Regions from separate parts of the Homo sapiens genome. Here region 2 is linked to region 1. A link is a loop called in an ENCODE intact Hi-C map of the cell type or tissue named here. Cell type or tissue: endothelial cell of umbilical vein. All regions are shown on one strand. Links, peaks and the distances in the headings refer to the core of each region. The heading gives the core; the rest is flanking DNA.

Region 1 (5,386 bases), core at 66-5,065:
GGCCAGGCTGGTCTCGAACGCCTGACCTCGTGATCTGCCCGCCTTGGCCCCATAAAGTGCTGAGATTACAGGCATGAGCCACCACACCTGGCCCCAAAGATCTCTTTTATTGCTTAAAATTGAAAACATGAATCTTTGGATAAAACTTATAGTCAAAGTTTTTATAATCTAGGAAAGCTATTTGATTCTTACCACTGCTGAAACTACACTTCCTAAATTCTGCTTAATTTGCTAAAAATTCTATTAAATTTAAGCTATAAAGAAATCCTCTTGATGTAAATATTTTTGAATACATAAAATGTTACTTTATTGTTCTGCCATTTCATTTTCACCAAATGTTATTCTTTAGGGATTTCATCCAAGTGAAGAGTGCATAGACTTACGTACAAAAAAAATTAGTCTAATTCTGACTGTATGCATTTAGATCAACCTTGACTTCTTCCCTAAAAGACTACTTTTGTTTATTAAAATGCAAAAAAAGTTACAGAGAATAACAAATTAAACAAGCAATACATCATTTCAGTCCTGGAAATGAGACAGCCACAGAACTAAACTCACAGTAGTGAGAGGAGGTCATAACAAAGCCACAGCCAGCTCTCATGAAAGTCTCTAACTGTCCCCACCTAAGAAATAAACATTGGGCTCCAAAAAGGCCAGATGTCTTCAATGTCTCAGCCCAGCATTTATTTCTGTTTGCCATCCAAATTGACTCCCTCTTTGATGTCCCTTTCTTTTGCATGTGCTGGTACAATATAACTTAATTTTGAGGCATCATCAACCTGGTTTTTAAAACCAACTCCAATAATACTGCCTTAGTCTACAATTAGGATTAGGAACTTAAAAGGGTTCTTCTTACATTTCATTTGAAAATTGATGTCTGCAGTGCTTGTTCATAATCCTCATTACAATTGCTGGGAAATTTAAAGGGTGGGATTGCATTCTCATTTGGAGGAAAGGGTAAGCTGGTTTTCATGCTCTTCCCAGGCAGCGATCTCATTTAGCCTTGGTGTTTGGCGAAAAAGAAAGGGGAAGAAGAAGTTAACTGGAGAACTAGAAGATAGAAATTTGCCATGTGGGCAGTTTAAGGTTCTGTGACTCTGTCGGCTGATATGCTTCTAATTCAGGGCAAAGAGGGGTGAGAGAAGAGGGCTGGCGAAAAAATGAAAAGTGCATTTTAAGCCAGGGAGAGATCTGAAATCTTAAGCTGAGCGGCCACAGGAGGCTTAATAATCACTGGAGTGCATGCATGGGAGATTCCACTTCAAAAGAAAGGGAATGATGCATTAATGCCCCACGGACATAGTAATGCCCTAGGGACTCCAGGACTGTCCCTGTCACAATCTGAGAGCCATAGAAAAACCATTCAGTGCCAGGCTTACTTAGAGCGTGTCCTCCTTAAAATTGCTCCTCCAAAGGCTATGTGATGTGGAGCTGTGTCTGTGAGGGCCCTTGAAGCAACCGGATGCTTAGGCCAGAGAGGAATCCATTTAGGATTCGGAGGTACAAGCAGCTGTCCACAGGAAATCCAAGAGCCTTGCCTGAGAAATGAAGAAAACCAGGACACCTTTCACTGATTCCGTCTGCAGAACTCAAAAAGACCTGAATTTTCCTCCTTTATGTTGAGATACAAATCCAAATAGCTTTAAAAGAAACTTTTTTCAAAAAGTTTAATGCTTAAGAATCCAGAAGTCCTCCAAAGTCATGAAGTGGAATGTAATGTAATAACTGGAATCATTTGAGCAGAACATTGCTTAAAGAAACCTGCATGTTTATTAAATGACCACCTTGGATATCTTTCCTTTCAGAAAAAGAAGTTCGAATCTGGATGGCTGAAAAATAATACTTCCAGTTCATTCATATTATCTGCTTCCTCACCAGGTTAAGATAATAGAAACCTCATCATATGGAAAGGTCAAGACTCATGACTACGTGTGCAGCTCAAAACTTCATTTTTCTCTTTTTCAGGAGTCCTCTGCATTCTCATTAATCAAAGCAAAGTTTGCAAATTGTAGCTATGCAAAACTTGCATAAAATCATTTAGTCCTTGATTTTTTCTCTTTGTTCCTTTTCAGTTAACTTTCAAAAAAATTTTTCCCAAACATCTCCCACTTCAGGAAAAAATTTGACAACCCCTTATAAGCCTGCATATTTTGTGACAGAGCTATGATTATACTCAAGCAGCCTTGTCAAGAGAAGCACACTCCAGCTTTTTTCTGAACCTTGATTTTAAAGAGTGCAATGAACTCATTGATGTTCTAATAAGAGCTTTCTGCACGTCAGAAAAGGAAGGGAAATGGGTGGGACTTATAGAAGGTGATGGTTATCATTAATAAATGAAAGCAAAATAAATAAACATAGCTAGCTAAGCCATGCTACTGAAAGTCAATCTGGCCCTAACTCTCCAGGAAACATAATGGTTCAGTCAGGCTAAGGGATGCCAGGGGAAGAGCAACCCTTCTGGAACCCAGAAGACACCAGGTTTTGTTCTGGAATCTCTGGAATGCAGCTGTCAGTGGACGCAACAGGAAAGTGGGTTTCCTCTGATTATAGAGAAGAACTTGACAACAATTAGACATGTCCGTAAACAGAAAAGTCAGAAAAAAATTATGTACTCCCCAGTGCAAGAAGCGTGCAAGGAGAGGCTGGATGATCACCTGGCAGAGAGTGTGTGGAAAGTGTTTCTCCTTTGGGTATGAGGTGAAACTGGATAACTAAAGGCTTAATGTACCTTCTAACTCTAAGAATCTGTGATTCCATAGCTTTGGATGATCAAGAAAAGCCACTCTGGGCCTTGGTTTCCTTATCTGAAAAACAAGAGCCTTGGCACAAAATAGGCCATCTTAGGTCCGTCGCAGCCCAAGATGGTATGAATGACCACCTGATAAACTTGTGATGTTGGAGGCCAGGCTCAGGCATCCCAACTCACTGCCTGGCTTAGAAAGGGTCATCAAACTTCTCTGGGTCTTGCTCTGAAGTCGTTTATATAATCCATGGGCAAGCTTGAAGAACGAGGGAACACAGCCCACCAAGTGCTGGAAGCACCAGAGGAAAGGCAAATACAGGCCACATGCCTCAGGTTAAAATATTTTCAAGGCCGAAGGTTTACTGAACCTTATTTCAGACAATATCAATCAAGAAAAGCATTGAGACCATGCCTCAGAGTTCCTTGTCATGGAATTTAAGGGAGTTTGCCATAAAGCTTATATTGATTACTTGATTTATAGAATAGGTTTCAAGTCTCAAAGACTTGTTTCTAAAAAGGAAACACCTCCAGCAGGGAGGAGGCACAGTTTCTGCTTGTTTTCCAGAAAACTGGTACACCATGCTTCATTCCAGTGACTCCTGGCATTTGTGCCCTATTAATGTTTGGTATAAGTTGGTGCCCAAAGTGTGTTTGGATGAACAAAATAAGTTTTATTGAAAGAAAATGTCTGTTTGTAACAAAGCTATTTTAAACTTGTATATGCACTTCAAGTATGTATATTATATAACATATTTTTAATTACCTTGACAATTTGAATTGAGGTATCAGTAAGGCAAAATCTGTGAGGAAATAAAGACATCTGTGATAACATAGGGACATGGACATAGGTCAGGGTTACAAGGCTAAGTGAAGCTCTGGATAACTTTAGGCCATTTCCTGGCAGGCTTCTTAATTTCAGGTTGAATTTGTCCATGATGAAGTGGGTATTTGCCTCTCAGGGAGCCATTTAGTTCCATACATAGAGAGAAAGGATTTATATGACTCCAAAGAGAAACGTTGACTTATTTTTTCTTTAAGCTGTTGGGGAAAGAGAGGGTAAGGGTGCCTTTACCTATAAAGCTAAAATGCAAAGACTTTAAAGACTCTTTCTGCCTATAATGGTTTGAGTCTCAGGTCCCCAGCCATTGAGTTCCAGTCTAGCAGAGCTCACGCAGGGTAAGAAAGAGTCTCTGGAGCAGGCACAGTGGCTCCTGCTTGTAATCCCAGCACTTTGAGAGGCCGAAAAAGGCGGGTGGGTCGCTTGAGGTCAGGAGTTTGAAACCAGCCTGGCCAACATGGTGAAACCCCATCTCTACTAAAAATACAAAAATTAGCTGGACATGGTGGCGCATGCCTGTAGTCCCATCTGTAATACTCAGGAGGCTGAGGCACGAGAATCGCTTGAACTGGGGAGGCGGAGGTTGCGGTGAGTCGAGATTGTGCCACTGTACTCCAGCCTGGGAGGCAGAGTGAAACTCTGTCTCAAAAATAAAAGAAAGAGTCTCATCCTCTCTCCCAGCCCCTCAGGATCCCCTCCAAGCTTCTTCCCACTCATCCCCAAAACTTGCTCTGAATTCCCCCGAGAATACCCCCTGAGCGTTTTGTTGGTGCCTATTTTATGACATTCATCATATTCCACCTCCTGTTCAGCTCAACAGCCCAGCACTCCTTGACATGTTTATGCAGCTTTGTGTCACCTATGTAGGATCTGGTCCAAAGCAGGGCTTCAAGTAATTGATGAAGAAGTAGCTAACACATGGTTTAGGGTGTCACCCTTCCAAACCTAGATACATTGTAACAGGAGACTGGATGGAAGGATGGATGGATGGATGGATGGATGGATGGATGGATGGATGGATGGATAAATAGATGGATGGTTACACCCCACGGGAGCACACAACTTAAACTCTGAGTGATGTAGAGTCAGAGACTGTGCAGGTAGAAAAGTGGATTTATGGAGAAGATAGCAGAGAAGCAAATAGGGAGAGAAATGGAGAGCAGAGCTCTCTGTCCACTTAGTTGGGACAGGGAGAGGACAGAGAAGGGACTGAAGTGGATCTCTGTGCCTTTGCTTCTCCGTTTGCCAAAGGAGTGGGTTTGGATCATCTCTAAGGTCCCTTCCAGCTTGAGAGCCCACTGGACCACAAATTGTGAATTACTAGTCACTGGGCCCTGGTGAAAGTTAAGTGGTACAGCTGCTTTCACCAGATCAGCCAAACGTTGGCAAGCATTTTTGACTCCCATTTTAAGAAAAATCCTTAAACCTTAATCATAATTTCATATGATGAACTATTTGAGCTCCCAAAGAGGAAATTCTTGCATTTCAAAAACTGCAATTTGAGCACAAACCCCTTGCCATGGCCTTGAATCTGAAGAGCATCCTTTCTGCCTCCCTCTTCTTTTTTCTTTTCTTTTCTTTTCTTTTTTCATTTCGTTTTGTTTTGTTTTGAAATAGAGTCTCTTTCTGTCACCCAGCCTGGAGTACAATGGTGTGATCTCGGCTCACTGCAACCTCCACCTCCCAGATTCAAGTGATTCTCCTGCTTCAGCCTCCCAAGTAGCTGGGATGACAGGCATGCACCCCCAGTCCCTGCTAATTTTTGTATTTTTAGTAGAGATGAGGTTTCACTATGTTGGCCAGGC
Region 2 (5,386 bases), core at 299-5,298, 51 kb before region 1:
ATCTATTTCCAGAATAGAAATAGGTGTAGCAGAGTATGAGTATCATGCAAGCGTAGATCATTTTGTTCTATATCTCCCTGGTCTTAGATCTAAAACTACCTCTTGGTTACATCTACATAATTAATAAACTCTACTGAGTACATTCTTATTAATCTTTCTTATCTAAACTGAGCTGACATTTGACAGCATGTTAGTCAAAGACAAAAGTAATTCATTTCTTTGCAATCCTGCTTTAGTAATATATGCAGCATTAGTACATAAAGTAGAAATGTCTGTGTTCCTAATATAAAAAAGCTAGTTGTGGTCCTATGCCCTGATGTTATTCTTAATATACCAAGATACAGTATGTGTTGTGTTTTGTGGTGTTTGTTTTGTTTTGGCTACTTGGTATTTTGATTTATGACAGGCAGTTACGAGAATTGAATTGTTACTCAAAAAGTGTCTTTTGTAGCAGTTTGAATTTAAGTGGTTTTAAAAGTTAATAGATTCTGTGATTTTCAAAATAGTGTAGGTGAATATTCTTTGTTAAAAGAGAAACCAGCAGCAAGCTACACTACCCAAACATAGTTCTAGAAATACTGTTATCTTTTGATACAGTTATTCTTTAATTTTTAAAAAAGAATTCTTTGGTCAGATACACTCAGGAAACACTTTTAATGTTATCAGATTTTTATTGGTGATGGTATCATAATATTTCCCAAATTTTTTACTCTCCTAATTTTCCTTATGGGGGGGTATAGTACACAATATTTTCCAATCTCATGTAACCACAGAACTCTCCCTTTTTTTTCAGGGAACTCTTATCAATATCAACACAATAATAGTATTATTAACAATTGTAGGTACAGTAGACACTATATGTCTGGCATTATTCAAAACATTTTACTTGTATGAACTCATTTTTGCCTGCACAATGCTATGAGTTAGGTAATTAGTTCCATTTTACAGAAGTAAAACTGAGACACAAAGAACTTTCCCAAATCACCAGCTAGAAAGAGACAGACTTGGGATTTAGACAAGGTCTATTGGGCTCTTGAGTTGGTTTTCTTTTTTTTAAAGATGGAGTCTCACTCTGTTGCCCAGGCTGGAGTGCAGTGGCATGATCTCAGCTCACTGCAGCCTCCACCTCCTGGGTTCAAGCAATTCTCCTGCCTCAGCCTTCCAAGTAGCTGGGATTACAGGTGCCTACCACCATGCCTGGCTAATTTTTTGTATTTTTAATAGAGATGGGGTTTCATTGTTTTGGCTAGGCTGGTCTTGAACCCTTGACCTCAAGTGATCTGCCTGCCTCGGCCTCCCAAAGTGCTGAGATTACAGACGTGAGCCACTGTGCCAGGCCTTGGGTTTGTTTTCTAGCCACTCTGTTACACTACCTTTTTATGGTTGCCTAGGACAATGGAGTTCCACAAAGCAGTTTGAACTGCTGATTTAGAGGCCTTGAATGGCTTGTCTGCTGGCCATGGAAATAATAGTTACATTTTATTGTGTTATATTCTCCACCCTTGAAACTCTACATGAATTGTAAAAACTGAGAGGTGGACTAGAATCACTCTCTCTTACAGTGTGTATGATATATCGCAGGACTTTCTGACAAAGTGAAATAGTAGATAAGAAGGATTCTTAATCTGGGGTCCTTGGACTCCTGAGAGTCTTCAGTGGTCCTCAGGATCTGGGATTGTTTACAACAATTTGGCCATGTGTATTTTTCTAGGGAAAGGGCTCATAATTTTCATTGTATTATCCAAGGAGCATATCTTTCAAAATTGTTAAAAATTATTCATCTGTTGAACAATTGGAGTTATTTTTAAATCTTTGTAGTCTAGGTAATGGATAATTAGAATGCTTTTAAAATTATTTTCTTCGCTATATACTACTATGCTTAAGTGCACTAGTAATTGTACTATGAGCCCTGTCATTAGCAAAACTCACTCTTAAGAAAAATGTTCCTTGGGGAACATTTTAGTTTTTAGATGGACATACCATTTTTTTATATTAAAATCCCAGCATTAAATACAAGTTTGTTTTGTTTTGTTTTGTTTTACCTTGAGATCACTTCTTAAGTGGCAAATTTTATCTTATTTTAGGACCCAACCCTGGAAGAAAAGATGGAATATTTTCAGAATCAACTTTTAATTCTCCACAGGGTGTAGCCATAATGAATAATATCATATATGTGGCAGACACTGAAAACCACCTTATAAGAAAGGTAATTTTCATTTTAAATTTGTTTTAATACTTACAATCAGAAAAAGGAAATGTATTTGCTACATTAAATATTTGAAGTTAAAGCGTGATTCTTATGTATGTCAATGTCCTTGTTCTGCTTTTCTTGAGGTACGTACTTTAGTTTTATTCTCAAGTATCCTGTTTCTATTTGTGTCAGTATGTATTTGTCACAAAAGAAAACCCCATTCAGTTCTTTTTTTAACCCTTGTTTCAAGGCTGTGTCCCTAATCACTCAAAAGCTCCTCATTTTGAAGTATCTTCCTAACCACTAGTTTACAATGATCCTTTGTCCTTTTTCAGTTGAATTTTCTCAAACTAGAAAAAAAATCCTACCATTCCTGCTTCTATTCAACTTTTATGCTTTGGCTGGAAATACTGATTAGCCAATTCGTCTTAAAACTTGTTTGATTTTATTATGTGTCCTTATTTCTAAAAAGTCAGCTAATACATAAAGGTAAAAAAAAGTCCCCTGACCATCAATTCCAGTTTCCCAGAGGTAACCATCCACTGTTAAAGTGTGTGTCTTTTTGGAAATTTTCTACTCTTATAAAAATAAATTGATATTAAAAAGCCTTTTTGTAGAGAATTTTTTAAACAAATGTAATGATGCTATGCATACATAATGTTTTGCAGGTTTTTCTAACTTTTTTTTTTTGCATGTTAGTCACCTGAATGATATGACTGTATCACATTCCATTGTAGATGTACTCGGTTATTTCAGACATTTCCTCCTGATGGTTGTTTTGGCTAAACCATTGGTCTTTAAGTTGCCATGTGTTTGGAAAATAAGTAACCAAGTTCATCATACTCATCCTGTCTAAATACATTGTTTCAGATACTGCCTTGTTTTTCTCACTGTTTCTTTCAGTATTGACATTTATTCTCATTTATTTGACAATATTTTCACTTATATACACATAGTAGAAAAAAATACATATAATATATAATAATATCCACTGTACTGTAAGTCTTCCTGAGGGCTAGAAATATGTTTTGTCTACTACTGAATCCTAGCACCTAGAAAAGACCTGGCCTATGGTAGGTGTTCAACAGATATTTGTTGGATGAATTTATGAGCAAATAATACTGTTTCAGGAAGCACTTTTGAAAGTGTGTATTCCTCAATATAAAAGTGTTACATGAAAAACAGATTTTGTGGGTTAATACATTAAAGCAGATGTGTTTTTTAAAGTCTTGCAGACTTTCTTCCAGACTTAAATATGCTAATGTATTGTTGAGTGCATTAATGGGGGGATATCTGTGCAGCATTTCTAAACTTATTTGACCAGAGAGCCCTTTATAGGCAGAGCTGCTTATAGGACTGTTTCCATGGTGTATATTTTAGGGAAAAGTGGTTTTTTAAATTACTAAATTCTTAATGATTAATATTTCTTTATCATTATCTTTTTGGGGTTGTATGTGTCTATAATTCGTCAGAGGGGCTAGACCTCTAATGGTGTATTGAATTAGTAAAATAGCCAGCCTGCAACATTCAGGGAGTACTTGTCCTTCTTTTTTAATTGTATGTCATTTCTCTTGCTTTACAACTTAATGGGTTTTCGAGTATTGACCATGTGCTCCATTTCAAATATTTATGCATTTAAGTATAATCACAACAAATTTAGGTTACCTGAAATTGTTTTATATTCTGTGACTTAATATGGTGTCTGCAGAAATGGAAAGTGGAATTTTTTCCTTTTAAAAATACAAGAATATTTATTGTGTTTTATTTTTGTTTAAGACCTCATTTGCAGAGGATTGAATTGATTATATTCTCATTCATGGCTCACGAACATTGTTTCATGCAGACCCTTCTCATTTAGAATAATTTATTTAAATTATAAATTCTCCTACTTCCCCATACCCCCAACTCTCACTCCCCTTACATTAGCATACCTATAAGCAGCCATTGTGATACGTTTAATGCATGTTTTTATTTGTATGTGATCTTGTAAGTGTTCTGTGTATATTTTTTAGTTACTTTATTGTGCTATATTTTATGTATCATAAAGTTAACCCATTGCAAATCTATAATTCACTAGTTTTTAGTAAATTTAACAGGTTTTGCAACTGTAACCATACGTTGTTTTTAAAACATTTCATCCCCCAAGTAAGAACCCACATGACCACTTACAGATAGTCCCTGTCCCCTCCCATCCCTAGGCAACTGTTAATTTACTTTCTGTCTCTATAAATTTGCCTTTTCCAAACATTTTATTAAATAGAATTATATATATTTTCTTGTATTTGGCTTCTTTCATTTCACATAATGAAAAGTTCATGTGTGAAGTAGCATTTCAGTAGTTCATTCCTTTGTATTGCTGGATAGTATTCTGTTGTGTGAATATATGACATTTTATCTACCAATTCACCATTGATATTTAGATTGTGTTTTGGCTATTTTGTATATTTTGTTATTTTGGGCTGTTATGAATAATCTTGCTGTGAGCATTGATACACAGGTTTTACATGGACATACATTTTTATTTGGCATGGGTAGATACCTAGAATTGGTATTGTAGAGTTATATGTTTTATGTTTAATTTTTTGAGAGCTGCTGAATTATTTTCCATAGCAATTGCACCATCTTACCTTCCCACTCGAAATATATGTGGGTTCCAATTTTCTACATGTTCACCGTCACTTGTTATTTTTCATTTTTTAAAAATTCTAGCCATCCTACTGGATATGAAGTGGCATCTCATTGTGGTTTTGATATGCATTTCCCTTATGACTAATGATGTCAACCACCTTTTCCTGTGCTTATGGGCCATTTTTATATCTTTGAGAAGTGTCAGTATTCTTTGCCAAATTTTTAATTGGGTTGTCTTTTCTATAATACAGTTGTAAGAATCCTTTGTATATTCTAGGTACAAGTTCTTTATCAGATATATGATTTACAAATGATTTTTCACATTTTTCTGCTTGCCTTTATACTTAGTTAATCATGTTCTTTGATACATTGAAGTTTTAAATTTTGATGATGACTGATTTGTCCATTTTTTCCTTTTGTTGCTTATGTTTTTGTTGTTGTAAGAATCCATTGCTAAATCCAAGGTCATAATTATTTACCCCTGTGTTTTATTCTAAAAGTCTTTTAGTTATGGCTCTTATAATTAGGTCTTTGATCCATTTTGAGTTGATTTTTGTATATGGTGTG

The links. A loop is a pair of places that touch in the nucleus more often than their neighbours do. Peaks named below come from ENCODE experiments on the same cell type or tissue, not always from the same donor. Only the 100,000 strongest peaks of a DNase experiment are listed, where the experiment ranks them.
Region 2: a loop joins it to region 1, with 2.7 times the contacts of the local background. A loop is called at or near these places in 1 of 110 quality-filtered maps.

What each region holds. Positions count from the first base shown.
Region 1 is chr10:113,928,436-113,933,821 of GRCh38, forward strand. No RefSeq gene overlaps it. Among named protein-coding and RNA genes, the nearest start is that of NHLRC2, 76 kb to the left of the region's middle. In endothelial cell of umbilical vein, for the core only: no CTCF peak of the experiment used is centred there; no DNase peak of the experiment used is centred there; H3K27ac peaks cover 1,986 bases.
Region 2 is chr10:113,877,490-113,882,875 of GRCh38, forward strand. It overlaps NHLRC2 (NHL repeat containing 2), which reads left to right. Exons shown (of 11, transcript NM_198514.4): 4 at 2,085-2,206. Among named protein-coding and RNA genes, the nearest start is that of NHLRC2, 26 kb to the left of the region's middle. In endothelial cell of umbilical vein, for the core only: no CTCF peak of the experiment used is centred there; a DNase peak (open chromatin) is centred at 2,972; H3K27ac peaks cover 1,764 bases.